2 separate regions of the Homo sapiens genome follow, and region 1 is linked to region 2. The links are chromatin contacts, found by Hi-C or POLR2A ChIA-PET in ENCODE. All regions are on one chromosome and are shown on one strand. Each heading gives the region's core, a stretch centred on a gene start or an enhancer-like site at or near the end of the contact. The rest is flanking DNA. Distances are from core to core; before and after follow the strand shown. Region 1 overlaps SH3KBP1 (SH3 domain containing kinase binding protein 1). Region 2 overlaps SH3KBP1 (SH3 domain containing kinase binding protein 1).

Region 1 (7,391 bases), core at 1,697-4,196, 240 kb before region 2:
CCTGACCCCTCCTCCCTTCATCTCATTTCCTTTTCCGGCTCTTCCATCTTTTAAAGATCCGTGTGATTACACTGGGATCAGCCAGTTAATCCAGGATACTGTCCTCATGTCAAGATCCTTAATCAAATCTGTGAAGTCCCTTTAGCCACTTTAGGTGGCATATTCACAGGTTCGGGGAATTAGGGCATGGACATACTTTGTGGGGATTGGGGAGCATTATTCTGTCTACCGTAGGGGAAGGGATGGGTTCTACAGACAGTCCCTGACTTATAATGGGTTGATTGAATGGTTTTCTGATTTTACAGTGGTGGAAAAATGACATGCATTCAGCACATTCCTCATCATGTCCCCATAAACCCATCGTGAGTTGAAAATATCCTAAGTCAAAAGTGCATTTACAACTTAGGATATTTTCAACTCACGATGGGTTTATGCAGATGTAGCCCTGTGGTTAGTTGAGAAGCATCTGTATTTTTTAAAAGAGGAAGGGGATAATGGGTACTAGAGAGAATGATCAGTTTCTGCCATATCATACCATCGCATTTTTGCCAATCACATGGCTGTGGATATATTTTAAGTGTTAAGTTGTCAGAACTGGTGAATTTGCTGAAGAGAGGACTTTGTTTTCTGATACTTTGTGATTGTCGGGATTCAAATGTTGAAGTAATCCTAAAAAACAAAGCATATTTTTGAGGTCTTTCTCATGAGTGACAATTTCATCCATCAGTCTTCTGTTTGCCACAGTCCTTTTGCGGAGGGCATTCCCATCCACTGTTGTACTTGTAGCTTCCTCAGCGAAGCTAACAGAGCAGCTAGCATCCCTAGGATTAAATGACAAGGTGCGTATTAAGATCCCGGCGCACAGTAGGGGCCCAGATGTGTTACAAATAAACAATAACAAAAGCCCACACTAGCACATCGTGGCCAGAGCCGCCTTGTGTGCAATAATCACCTCATCATACATTGCATGCACATAGTAGGTAGACAAATCAAACCCTCCTTTCCTAATACCCTCTGGCCCTCCAGCTTGCTGTGGACTGGACGTTTGCATCCCCCTCCTATTCATTCCTGTGTTGCAGCCCTAATCCCTCATGTTGTGTTATTTGGAGATGGGGTCTTTGGGAAGTCATTACAGGTCCCTACTCCTTTAGGCAGCTCGATTTAGAAGTCTTTTTCTTTTTTCTTTCATCAATTTTTTTTTCTTTCATCAGTCACTTTCTTCTGATAATGGGGGAGGTTAAGTCGCTAATTTGTCAAATTTATGTGCACTCATTTTTGTATATAAGATAGGACAAACTTTCTGTGGTGATAACTTAGGAGTCTGCAGGGGCCAGCAAGACTCATTTGTCCTTTCCTGGATCCAGCAGCACCATCCTCGGCCCCTTTTCATTGCCTCCCTGGGCTTCACTAAGACTGTGCTTGGACCCTTCCTTCCTTCCCTCCATGTTGTCCTAGGCCCTGTCTTGAGAAATCTTGGCTCTTAGCCTGGAGCTGACAAATTCTTGCTTAGGAGGTGGAAGAGAATCGCATGTCTGACTAAAATAATTCATACACACTGCAGTTGCAATTTCACTTTCCTGGGGTTTATAAACAGGAAGACACCACCAATTGGGGATGAGTTATTTATTTTTGAGGGGGGTTCGTGAGACATCTTATTTATCTTTGTTTTACTTGGTCTGCTGGAAAATGCAAGGAAATCCGATTTGTTGTAGCCAGACATAATTCCCTCTTCCCTTTCCTCCCTCCCCACCCCTAACTTGGCTGCTTCCTGAAGCACAGGAGAAGGGTCACCACTTGAGGAGAAGGCACATGCTGGTTCAGGAAGCCCCAGTGGGTTCCTGCAAGGACTCCAAAAATTATGCTCTGTGAGCACTAGTTTCCCTGGCGCCCAGGCCAAGACCACAGCCTTCTCAGGTCTTCTTGTCTATGCCGGTATCACTATGCCTGGCACAGTGTCTCACCAACAGGCAGCGAAAGAAAAATTTTGTTGAAAGAGTGAAAACAACATGTGACTTTAAAGCCAGAGCCTCATTTTCCCCAACCAGTTCAGAAATTTAATGGGATCGCATATTGACTTCTGCTCGAGTGCATGTTGGCTATGGTTGAGGCGACCGAGAAAGCCAGCACTACTCAGTTTTCCCTGCTCTTGGCCTTGTCGTGTTGTAAGGTCTGTTTACGTTTGGATAGTATTTCTCTCAAGAGGCCTAAAATATAGGTAAAATCATCAGTGACGCCATCCATGGGAGAATTTTGGCAACACAACAGCATTTGTGCCTAGACCACTTCTGCTGTATGTATGAGAATCTTCCTGTGGCCTTTGATTAGCCGTTAACAGAAATTTCTTTTTTTTCTTTTCTTTTTTTTTTTTTAAAGAGACAGGGTCTCGCTCTGTTGCGCAGGCTAGAGTGCAGTGGTGTGATCATGGCTCATTGTACCCTCAAACTCCTGGGCTCAAGCGATCTTCCTGCCTCAGCCTCCCGAGTAGCTGGGACCACAGGTGTGCACCACCATACCTGCCTAATATTTTAATTTTTTTGTAGGGATGGAGGTCTCGTTATGTTGCCCAGGCTGGTCTCAAACTCCTGGCATCTCGGCCTCCCAAAGTGCTGCAATTACAGGCATGAGCCACCGCATCCAGCCCTCAGAAGTTTCTTTTGCATTGAACTTGCCAAGAAAAGACCCATTTATATGATCAGCCCCTTGTAAAGCGCGTGCCCTGTCTTCAGGGTAGCTGAGGGGCTAGCTTGTTTTACTGTCCCCTCCAAAGTTTCCCTGCCATGGTTCTACCATAGAAGAAATCTTCTCCTTTATCTTCCTTAGTTGTGGTCAGCTTTCAGGCTTGCCACACTTCCTCCTGGGTGAGTAAAGAGGCACATTTGGGTGCCCTGGGTTGGGCACAGTAGATTTGAGGTAAGGGAGCCAGAGTGCTCATTTCTGCAGCAGGGCTCTCATCCTGCATTTTAGGGAAGTGTCTCTGGCCCCCTGCAATGCGGGATGTTTTTCTTCTTTTTTCCTCTTGCTTTATGTTAGCTTGAACCAGTCCCTGGTGTTTTGCTTCAGGATTCTTTTCTTCCTCCCTAGGGAGTAATTGCTTAGAAAATGCCCTCCTGTCAAAAACACAAAGTCTTCAATGTCATAAATTGGTAGTGGAAACTCCTCCGTCATCTGGCTTAATATTTGAACTGTTGCTAATGGCTAAGAGATTGCAGCATGAAGGTGGGTCCCTTTGGAAGCCTGTTGGGTCAACTGGGGTGTTGGCTGTCTCCTTTGGTCAGTGTGTGTACAGTCATTTGGGGACCAGCCCATTCATCGCAGGCACTTCAATCTTTTAATGCTCTCACTCTTTGAAGAATTATAGGAGCCATATGCTGCTTCCCAGGTAACCGAGACTTGCTAAAAATAGAGCTTAAATGGCCCCACTGTTCTGGCATTGGAAATCGTTGCTTTTTATTTTTAGGCCAGCTTGTGTGATCCGTAGCTACTTTCAAGCTTGGGCAATAAGAATCACTGAGCAAGACCTTTGTCAGTTGAACACTGTTAAGGTTTGAACCTCCACTCCCAGCTAGTTGGAAGGAGAATCCAAATCTATTGAAATAGGGAGTGCTGACCTTCACATGGCTCCCCTCCTCCACCTCCACCCTCTATTAAGCAGGATTCTGTTTCACTGTGGGTTTAGGGTACTTACCACAAGAAAAATACGTTGCAAAGAATGAATTCTGGCTGTGAGTTTATGGCACCAGCCAAACAACCAGAAGAACAGACTGGCATAAAACAGCTTTGAGGCCATTAAAGAACACCACCAAGGCCGAGACCCATGCACTGTGGGTTTTGGGTGGTCTGAAATGGAAATTGTCATCACCATACTTAGGTGCAGATTAATGCATTAAATGATAAATAAGAATAGGCCTAACTTCCATTGCTCATTTCATAAGTAATAGTCTCATTTTACTATCCCCATTCTTGCCCACCTTCAGTTACAGAAATAACTCTGAGTGGGTTTGCTTTTTAAAGATCTGTGTCAAGCAGATATCTCACAAAAATGGCACAGGCAAAGTGTTCTATTTAGAAGTTGCCCTGTGACACAAAACCACAGTGTGTTTTCAGTCCTTGGGCACTGGTTTCTTTGGACATAAGTGCTAGGGGCATGGTGCCGGCCTTCCGGGGGAAGTGACTTGAAAGTGCTGTGGGCTCCGCATAGAGAGTTTTACTTCATTAACAGTCGCTTATCCGTCAGGTCCAAAAGACGCAGCGGTGGTACTGGTAACCAGGTATATTCGTTTCCTATTGTTGCCCTAACAAATTACCATAAAATGAGTGGCTTAAAACAACACAGATTTTACTGTCTTACAGTTCTGTGGTCAGAAGTTTGATGTGGGTCTCACTGGGCTAAAATCAAAGTGCTGACTGGGCTGCATTCCTTTTTGGAAACTCTAAGGAAAATCCCGTTCCCTTCCATTTCCCATCTTCTAGAGGCAGCCCGTATTCCTTGGCTCATGACCCCTTCCTCCATCTTCAAAGCCACCAACAGTGACCCAGGTCCTTTTCAGGTTGTGTCACTTGATCTTCTCTCCTGTGCCCCCGCTCTCTTTTTAAGAACCCTTGTGGGTACATTGGGTCCACCTGGATAATCCAGGCGACTCTTCCTTTTGTAAGGCCAGCTGATGAGCAACCTTAATTCCATCTGCAACTTTCATTCCCTTTTGCTTGGGATTGGGATGTGGAAATCTTTGCAGGGGGTGGGGGGGTGTTGTTCTGCCAATCCACACCAGGGACTTTGTTTTCCTAAATCTCCATGTCGGGTAGGGCCAAAGGGGCAATCATTTTGGTGGCAGCCTACGTGGAAGATGGCTTCTATATTTGCAGAGTTTCAGGAAGTTGAGAGGGTTTCTCTTAGACCACTAGACTGTGAAGTTTGTCAGATACCTTGTTTCTCTGTAGGGTGGTCCTGGAGTTTTGATGATCCCAGCTGAGACTCTTACCAGGGGCTGCTAGAGCCTGGGGATGGATGGCTGTGAAGGGGAGCAGGGAGTTAGGATGACTGGTAGCAGCTGGGCTGGCCAGCGAGCGAGGAATGAGGAAGCAGGGGGATGAGGACAGGAAATGATAGACGAGTCTGCCCCTTGGGAGAGAGAAAATAGAAGATGGGGTTGATTACATCTGGCCCCAAAGAAAATAAAAGCATGGGCTTTTTTGTTTGTAGGCTTTGTGATTGATTCTACTGTTGAGTCAACTTAGACGCTGGGCTAAACAAATTTATTTGCTTACTTTTTGGACATCCAGTGCACTCTTGCCACTAAAAGCCTCAGGGGTTCATTGTGGCCACTTGGTGTCCCGAGGGAGGTTGGGGGGTGTTGGGTGTCACTGTCCAAACAACTCTCTCTGGAGAGAGCAGCAGCCCAGCTGGGGACCCCGTCCCAGGAGGGCTCTGCTCTGGAGAATGTAAACCGGTCTGGTACAGGCTCACAGAGCCTTAAATGTGTTCTCAAGAATTCTAACAAATAATCTGTTGTGAACTTAAACTGGTTTGGACTTTGAAGAACTGACAAGTTCTTTTGAGAAATAGTACGTGGGAGCTTTGTGCATCCTTTCCCACGGTCCCATGACTGGGAGGTATGTTACAGTGAAAGCAAGTCTCAGACACGTTTTGGCCACTCATTCAGACACTTGTTAGTAAGCAGGCATGAAGAGAGCCCTGCTTTAGCTGGGCGTGGTGGCACATACCTATAGTCCCTGTTACTTGGGAGGCTGAGGTGGAAGGATTACTTGAGCTCAGGAGTTCAAGGCTGTAGTGAGCTATGATCCTGTCACTGTACTCCAGCCTGGGCAACAGAGCAAGACCCTGTCTCTTTAAAAAAAAAAGAGAGCACACTGCAGTCTGTTTTGTAAGCTCAGCAAAGCTTGAGCCCTCTGGCCGGGCCCCTTTTGGGAAAGAGACATTCAAGGCAGATGCCACTGTATTCCAGTGCCGGGATTCAGCTAACCCCCAGGGAGGGGACAGGGTCCTCCTTTAGTGGTTGACAATGGCCCCTGACAGTCCTGGGCCTCTTCTCTGAAGGGGGCAGACTGCTGTTATTTCTAGATTCTTTTGTGCGGTTCTTCTGAGGATGGAGATGGTGGCACAATATTTTCACCCAATTCCTAGAGCAGAGGGCCACTGCTTGTTTTCATCATGCTAATTAACCAACTCTGGTGCAAATGGACTCTGATTAGTCTTTCAAATGCTGATCCACCATCCCTGGAGTGCTTGTTTTTCATTTGGATACTTCAATTGTGAGCTGACCTCTTTTAGGATAAGGATCAAAGCCAAGTAATACAGAGCTATATGAGGAGACTTCAACAAGTTCATGGAAAATGGGTATTATGAAAAAACTATTCATGGATTTAAATTTTTTTTTTTTTGCACCAAAATAAACTCACACTAACTTGGCTGTAACATGTCTGAATAGTATCTAGTTTGAGGCACTAAGAAAGATAAGACACCAGTTTGGAAAGAGCCCCTATCAGAGCAACATGAATTCTGCTAAAATTGAAGCAAGAACAAACACCAAACTTATAGTGAAGCTTGAGTGGAAGAATGGTGAAATAACTGATGCTTTACACAAAATTTATGGGGACAATATTCCAAAGAAATTAGCAGTTTACAAATAGATAGCTCATTTTAAGAAAGGACAAAACAATGTTGAAGATAAGGTCTGCAGCGGCAGACTATCCATATCAATTTTCGAGGAAAAAATTTATCTTGTTTATGCCCTAATAGAAGAGGACTGACAATTAACAACAGAAACAATAGCCAACACCACAGACATCTCAATTGGTTCAGCTCACACAATTCTGACTGAAAAATTAAAACCGAGCAAATTCAATGGGTGGCAAAACCATTGCTCCCAGATCAGGTGCAAACAAGAGCGGAGCTTCCAGTGGAAATTCTAAACAGGTGAGATCAAGATCATGAAGAATTTATTGGAAGAACTGTAACAGGAGATGAAACACGGCTTTCCCAGTGCCATCCTGAAGACAAAGCACAATCAGAGCAGTGGCTACCAAGAGGCGGAAGTGGTCCAGTCAAAGCAAAAGCGGTCAAGAGCAAAGGTCAGGGCAACAGTTTTTGGGGATGCTCCAGGCATGTTGCTTGTTGACTTCTTGGAGGGCCAAAGAACAATAAAATCTGTTTATTATGACAGTGTTTTGAGAAAGTCAGAGCATGAGCAGAAGAACATCCAGGAACAGTTCACCAGAGAGTTCTTCACCATGACAATGCTCCTGCTCATTCTCATTCCTCGTATCAAACAAGGGCAATCTTGTGAGAATTTTGAGGGGAAATCATTAGGCATCCACTTCACAGTCTGTATTTGGCTCTGACTCCTTTTTTGTCCTAATCTTTAAAAAAAATC
Region 2 (7,402 bases), core at 241-2,740:
CATGCTGCTTGGGCCCATTTTAGAGCTTGCTGCTTAAGAAAATCCTTTGTGCTCTATCATTTTGCTTTTATTATTTTTTTATACAACCTGCTGGGAAATCAAATCTCTTGCTATCCTGTGCTTGTGCAGATTTTTACTTTTATTTCCATAAAATGCCTGCCAGCCTTAACCTAGCATTCCAGTTTGCCGGAAGCGGTGTGTTCAGATGACAAGTGCCATGTAGGCTACCAGCTCCCAGAACCAGGGTTTGAATCCCAGCTCCACTGTTCCTGGCTGTGTCTTTTCGGGCATGTTGCTTACCCCCTCTGAGTCTGAGTTTCCTCAGCCATAAAGCAAGGGCCATAAAGCTGACCTCACAGGGCTGCTGCGAGGATTTACTCTGGCAGGGAGGAGTCTGTCAGTGGCACCCATAATTCTAGGAATTGTCACCCAACCCTGGCTGCTCTTTCTTGGGCCCTGGAAGTGGGAATGGAAGGGCTGTTGTGTCTGAGCCCAGTTTGCTGCTGAGGCTGGAATGCCATGACGTTAAGTAGGTTAAAATGGTGAAAAATCCACCTAAAATAGTTAAGTGTTCACAGTGGAGGAGATTTTAGCAAGAATTTGGAAAGAAAACATGCCATAAATATTTTGCTTGCTGAAAGTGGGAAGAATGGAGTCGGAGCCTGTAAAACCCTGCTGACATTATAGAAGATTGTTACTCTTCCTCTAAGTTAGGAATCGCCCAGAAGTTCATTGAGATGATTGTATACTATTGCTATTATAAAATGAATGGTTTCACCATGATCTGTTTAATATGCATTCTGATACGCATATTTATTGGATGTAGGAGTTGAGGTGAAAGACCTGAACTGCTGTTCTCTAAATTCTGTGTTCGCCGTAGAGGTTCCTGATAGACCCCGAATTCCTCTGACATTTACTTTGGTATCATTGAAGGTGGTTTCCCTTTGCCCTGCTTTTCTGTGCTGTAGCAGGAGTCACAGAGCAGGCTTTGCCCTCATTTTTAGCCCCAGATTGTCAGTTCATGTGGCTTTCTAGAAAATGAGTCAGACACCTTTAGTGGGTGTGTATAAGCCCTCTGCAGTTCCTGAAATAATGTGCAAAGACCCAAACTATTTCTGTATGTCCCTGGAAGCCAGGAGGAAATGTGGCAACCTGAATGGTTTGTTTTCTAGTTTATTTATAAAGAATTCTTGTGAATTTAGGAACATTTCCACTCGTGCAGAACACACCTGTGTTTAGCTTTTATTTCCAGTCACTCAAAAATAACTCCCGTGTCTGTGTTCCTGCCACCCCCATCCCTGCCTTCCTGATTTGTGCTCAGAGTGTGTTTGAAAAGGTTCCGAAGCTTCTGGGTCTCATCCCAACTGGAGAAGCTTCCTGGAGAAGGGCTGAGGGCAGCTTGGCAGGAGCTATGCCAGGGCTCAGCTGCAAGGGTGAGATGGCCATTGGAAGGTGTCCCACGCTGTGGCCGCTGCCGCTTGGGGCAGAATGAGCCCAGCTGTGGAGAGTGGCCATGTTCCCACTCTTGGCCAACAGCCTCCTGGCCTCAGAGCAACAGCCATTCCTCACAGCTCCCACTAACCTAGGAGGAAAGGCTTCCTCTGTGACCCTATTGTAAACAAGGACCTTTAGGTGTTTCTTATCAAACAGGCTTCCTTGGGTAGTTGTGTCTTTGACCCTTAAGCATACCCAACCTCCCTGTCTTCATTGTTTTAAGCCTATTTGATGACATCAAGATGAACGCTTAGAAAGCTAACGTTATTGGTCAAAATCGTGGAGTCGTAGAGATGGAGGGAAGGGAACGGAAGCAATATTAGCTAGCATTAATGTTCATGGAAGGAAACTGATAGACACACCCTAGAGAAAGAGGGGACCCAGGCCGGGCTCAGTGGCTCCCGTCTCTAATCCTAGCAGTTTGAGTGGCTGAGACGGGAGGATCACTTGAGCCTGGGAGTTTGAGACCAGCCTGAACAACATGGTGAAACCCCATCTTCACCAAAAAATACAAAAATTAGCCAGGTGTGGTGTTGTGTTCCTATAGTTCCAGCTACTTGGGAGGCTGAGGCGGGAGGGTTGCCTGAGCCCAGGAGGTTGAGGCTGCAGTGAGCCATAATTGTGCCACTGCACTCAGGCCTAGGGGACAGAGTGAGACCCTGTCCCCCAAACCACAAAAAAGAGGGGACCCAGAATATTAGCTAAAGACGGTTAGTGGCATCCCCAACACAGTAGTACAGTCATCTTTCCTTGGACCATGAGGATTATCCACTGAAGATTATTGACAACAATTTTAATTTGCACCCTGTCCTCTTCCCCTCACAATGTTCGTTCACTCATTCATTCATTCATTCATTCATTCATTCATACATCGAAGAATATTTATGGTGTGCCAGGAGCTGTGCAAAATGCTGGAATACAATGGTAAGCCAAAAATTCAAACCAGGAATTTTGCTTCTTTGTAGGGACCCCAAGTATTTGGAGCTAGACATGCTGTGAGGGCACAGTTAGAACCGCTCCTTTTCATCTCTACCTCAATATGTTTTCCTCCCTCCTGTCCCAGACAACAGTTGAACATTTAATTAACTTAATGATAGCTAGATCTTTCTCCAGGACCACAGCTTCCCAGCACAGGATTCTGAACCACTGGCAGCAAGAGCCCGGGACCATCATCACCATTCCCCTTTCCTCAGGAGTCTCCCCGGAGCTCAGCATTTCCCCTCATCTTCACAGCAACCCCGGGAATTAGGTGGGACCATGCGTGTTCTCTGCAGATTACAAAGGAGGAGCAGAGGCCCAGAGTGCTGAAGCAGCTTTCCCGAGGGACTCCCAGCAAGTCAGTGGCAGAGCCAGGTCAGAGGCATCTGCTGACCCTGGGCCAAGTGCTCTTGGAACTTGGGGGCTGGGCAAGGTGGTAACTGCGGGTGGAGTTCGTGTTTCCTGTGGGGCTGAGTCACTTCCAGAGGTGACTCTTGTCTACTCATTGAGAGTCCTCATTGTTACTGGATATCCAGGGCAAGTGTCTGTGGAGTTTCCTTTGTAAGGTAATGACATTATCATTGTTACTTAGCAGAAAAACAGTATTACCATGCCATCACCCCATCCTTTGTTGCTGATGCTCGCGTTTTGAAATCTATGTTTCCGATCTGTTAGGGTCAGGACATCACTGTGGTGGTTTCTGGATCATCCATGACTGTAGGAGTCCACTGCCACCTCTAAAAGAGTGAAATGATGGTCCATGCAGAGGGAATGATGAGTTCAGCTCAGGGTTGACATTGGTTCTTTTTGTGCCTGAGGCCTGCCTCCCCAACTGCTTTCTTCCAGTTTCTTCCCATGCCCAGAGTATTTTGCCTTCCTCTTTTCTTCCTAGCCTGGTTGCCACTTAGCTTTCCACTCGCTGTCGGGGGGCAAAAAAAAATGCAGGCGGGAGTCCTGAGGCCCTTCCTAAGACATTCTGTGATCAACTCTGTTATTTTTTTTGTTCTAATGTTTATTTCCCCTTCCTGCCTCCCTCCCATTAATTCATTAATGAACTAAAACATGTATTCATGAGAAAAATGTTTTCAGACTTCCTTGCTTCCCACCCCACAGGAAAATAAGGTTGCCTTCACAAAGAGAAGCAGCCTCAGGAATCTCAAGCAAGATCCTTAGCTTGGCAGGAAGAAAGCCGATCAGCTAAATCGATTGCTGGCCCTGACCCTTTCTCTCTGAACTGCTGAAGCTTTTAGCAGAGCTCAAATGGTAGGATTAAATGTGGTTCCAAGGGTGAGGAGTAAATTAGCACGTGTCACCCTGAAGATGATGACATGCTGACAGACCCATTAGACAGACATGTTTTATGAGTGAATGAAGAAGTTAAGCATAGGTCTGGGATCATCTGGGTTTACAGACATTTGGAAAATGTCAGTGTTGAGCAAATGAGTCATTGATGTCATAGAATGTATTTCTTGCAGCATGGCCTATCTTGTTAGACTGCTTATGTCCTTATTCTAGACAAAAGTCACAATATATCTCCTCCTCAGAGCATTTAAAACCCAAAGGAGTATAATTTGTTGCTGTTTTGTCTTCCTTTTATAAGTAGCCAGGACACTGGGACCAGTGAGAAGAATCATTACCATCACACAGACATAGTTTTAAATTACATGAGGATGGTAAACATAGGGCTTGGGGTGGGAGAAAATATCGTTTTAGTTCACCAGTAGACAGTTGTTGAAAGGCCACCCCAACATTTTGATGGTCGTTATTATAGATTTTTCCTTTGTATCATGGACAGATGAGCTTGCAGCTGATGTAAATTCCCAGGTGCATATGCCTACACAAATTATATAAAACTGTCTAAAGAGATCCTGTGTTTGTTCAACCTAATTGTCATATCTCTGCAGAATGTTGTGCTAAAGTGGCAGGACATCAGTAATCCCCCATCTTGGAATACTTTTTTTTCCCCTCTGCAACACACAGAAAAAAAAAATCTGTAGGTATCTTAAGGAATTAGAGAAACTCCCCTTTTTTTTCTGTTTCTATCTCCACCCTTTCTATTTGTATTACTCTGTTAGGGGTGTTCTGAGGCTTAAATGACATGTTGTATTCAAAAGTGCTTTGGAAACATAAAGGTTAAATCACAGGGCTGGGTGTAGTGGCTCACACCTGTAATCCCAACACTTTGGGGAGGCTGAGGTAGAAGGATTGCTTGAGCCAAGGAGTTTGAGACCAGCTTGGGCAACATAGCGAGAGACTCTGTCTTTACACACACAATATTTTCTTTAAAGGTTAAATCATAGTTATTGCTATGATAAGTTATTAGAAGAAGATGAAAAGACAAATGCCTGGTAACTGAATGTTCTTTCCTGGTATATTGAACTGTCCTGAAATTAAGGTCAGTACTTCCCCTGAAGTTCCTTTTCATTATTTATTTTAGCTTTTCTTAGGATGAAAGTAATGTATTACAGTTGTGTAACCTGTCTTGTTCAGTATCTCAGAGTGCTTTGCATTCATATTTGCATTTTATTAAAATACACGGTTTCTGAGATGAAAGTGGCATGGGATATACTTTTTTGTTTGTTTGTTTTTTGAGATGGAGTCTCGCTCTGTCACCCAGGCTGGAGTGCAATGGCGTGATCTTGGCTCACTGCAACCTCCGCCTGCCGGGTTCAAGTGATTCTCCCGCCTCAGCCTCCGAGTAGCTGGGATTACAGGCAACTGCCATCATGCCTGGCTAATTTTTGTATTTTTGTAGAGACGGGGTTTCACCATGTTGGCCAGGCTGGTCTTGAACTCCTGACCTCGGGTGATCCGCCCGCCTGGGCCTCCCAAAGTGCTGGGATTACAGGCATCAGCCACCACGCCTGGCGGGGATACACTTTTAAGTCATACTTTAAAATTGTATAAATAACACTTACTCTTGGAAAAAAAATGAGAAAAACAGACAAATAAATACAAAGAAAAATCAAAATTACCGGTGACCTTACCACCTTCACATACCTCTTAATATTTTCGCAATTATTCTTTCAGACTTTTTCCATATGTGCACATAATTACAGTTTAAAATAAAAATAGGATCATATTACATACACTATTTTATAATAACCCTCTTTGTCCAAAATACATCATGATTATCCTTGGCAGCATGGGTAAATGATTCCTTAGCATCCTGAATCCTAATGTATGGAGAGAGTACCAAAATCCTCTTTTTTTTTTTTTTTTTTTTTTTTTGAGTCAGAGTGTCACTCTTTTGCCCAGGCTTGAGTGCAGTGGCATGATCTCGGCTCACTGCCACCTCTGCCTCCTGGGTTCAAGCGATTCTCGTGCCTCAGCCTACTGATGAGCTGGGACTACAGGCCTGTGCCACCACACCCAGCTAATTTTTGTATTTTTAGTAGAGATGGGGTTTCGCCATGTTGGCCAGGCTGGTCTTGAACTCCTGACCTCAAGTGATCCGCCTGCCTTGGCCTCCCAAAGTGCTGGGATTACAGGCGTGAGCCACTCGGCCTGGCCCTCGACAATCCTCTTTTATGCTTAGCTTGTTTCCAGTTTTTCTTTGTGTTAGACCATGTTGCACATAGTCGTCACCCTGTTCAACAGTCTTTGTGTGCATTTCTGCCACTTCCTTCTAGCTGTGATACCTTGGCAGGTTACTCATCTCTGTGTGCATCAGTTTTCACATCTGTGAAATGAGAGTAATAATAGTACCTACATCCTGGTGTTGTGAAGATTAAATGAGATGAAGTAGGTAAAGCATTTAGAAAGCCTGGGTCCTAATAGCTGCTACATAAATGTTAGCAGTTACTATTTCCTGATGATAAATTGCTCAGTGTAATACTGTATTGATGCATTTTGAGGGCATATTGAGGATACATCCTGAAAGATTGTGCCAATTTAGTCTCCTCACAGGAGTGCATGCAAATATATTTCCCTATTCTTGTCATCCCTGGATATTATCATTCTTTTTAATCTCTGCTAATGTGATTTGGGCTCTGCTAATTCTGCATTTTAAAAAATGATTACCGAGCTTGAACATTTTATGCATCATTTCCAATTGATTTTTATAAAAATACCTTATATTCATGACATTAACCTGTCATCTTCATATTACAAATATTTTTTCTTAGTTTATGACTCATGGAGATCTTTAAGAAAAAAAGTCATTAAAATAAGTGCCTTTTAGGCTTAAAATTTCCTCATTTTATAGTTAACTGTATAGTGCAGTAAAATGTGTCCTTTTAAAAATAGTTTTGATTAAGGTTTTTATATTTTATTTCTAGCTGGAAATGGTAGCCAACTATTAAATGCATTCTTTTTCTGCCTTCCTCAGGGCTTTCAGTGTTTTTATTTAAAGCTTCTGTCTTTACAGTATTTTTTTTATAGTGGCATTGAGAGAGTCCCTGAGGTTCTGCATGGATGCGTATAAGGATCCTCATATCCTAGAACAGGGTTTGGCAAACTTCTGCAGAGGGCCAGGGAGTAAATATTTCAGGCTTTGTGGGTCATGCAGTCTGTGTCACAATTACTCAACTCTGCCATTTTAGAGCAAAAGCAGCCATAGAGGTAAATGAATGGGTGTAGCAGAGTTCCAATGAAACTTTATTTATGGATACTTAGATTTGAATGTCATATAATTTTCACATTTCTTGAAATATTCTTCTTCTTTTGATTTTTAAAAACCATTCAAAAATGTAAAAACTATTCTTAGTTTGTGGACCATAGAGAAATAGGTGGCAGGCTAGACCTGGCCCATGGGCTGTAGTTTGCTGGCCCTTGAAATAGAATATCTGGAAATAGACTCATAAAAAAATCCAGCCGATTAATTTTCAACAAAGATACAAAGACAGTTTAAGAGAGGATAATCTTTTCAAGAAATGGTGTTGGCGACCGGGCATGGTGGCTCACGCCTGTAATCCCAGCACTTTGGGAA

The links. Hi-C counts contacts between places; a loop is a spot of excess contacts on that map. ChIA-PET counts read pairs that join two places held with the same protein, here RNA polymerase II (POLR2A). Pooled maps may share reads with other maps.
Region 1: a loop to region 2 is called in a pooled map, with 4 times the contacts of the local background. The contact joins two enhancer-like sites. A Hi-C loop is called at or near these places in 4 of 37 single-sample maps with no recorded cell type and 2 of 50 pooled maps. POLR2A ChIA-PET finds 5 or more read pairs at or near these places in 1 of 52 experiments (GM12878).

What each region holds. Positions count from the first base shown.
Region 1 is chrX:19,861,671-19,869,061 of GRCh38, reverse strand. All of the region lies in intron 1 of SH3KBP1 (SH3 domain containing kinase binding protein 1), which reads left to right. Among named protein-coding and RNA genes, the nearest start is that of SH3KBP1, 22 kb to the left of the region's middle. RefSeq lists enhancers at 4,936-4,985, 5,356-5,655, 5,900-6,506. Within about 2 kb of position 2,946, at least 6 of the 41 ENCODE cell types and tissues checked have a DNase peak (open chromatin) inside an H3K27ac peak, as active enhancers do.
Region 2 is chrX:19,621,344-19,628,745 of GRCh38, reverse strand. The region is part of intron 8 of SH3KBP1 (SH3 domain containing kinase binding protein 1); the gene reads left to right. Among named protein-coding and RNA genes, the nearest start is that of MAP3K15, 110 kb to the right of the region's middle. RefSeq lists an enhancer at 2,391-3,590. Within about 2 kb of position 1,490, at least 5 of the 41 ENCODE cell types and tissues checked have a DNase peak (open chromatin) inside an H3K27ac peak, as active enhancers do.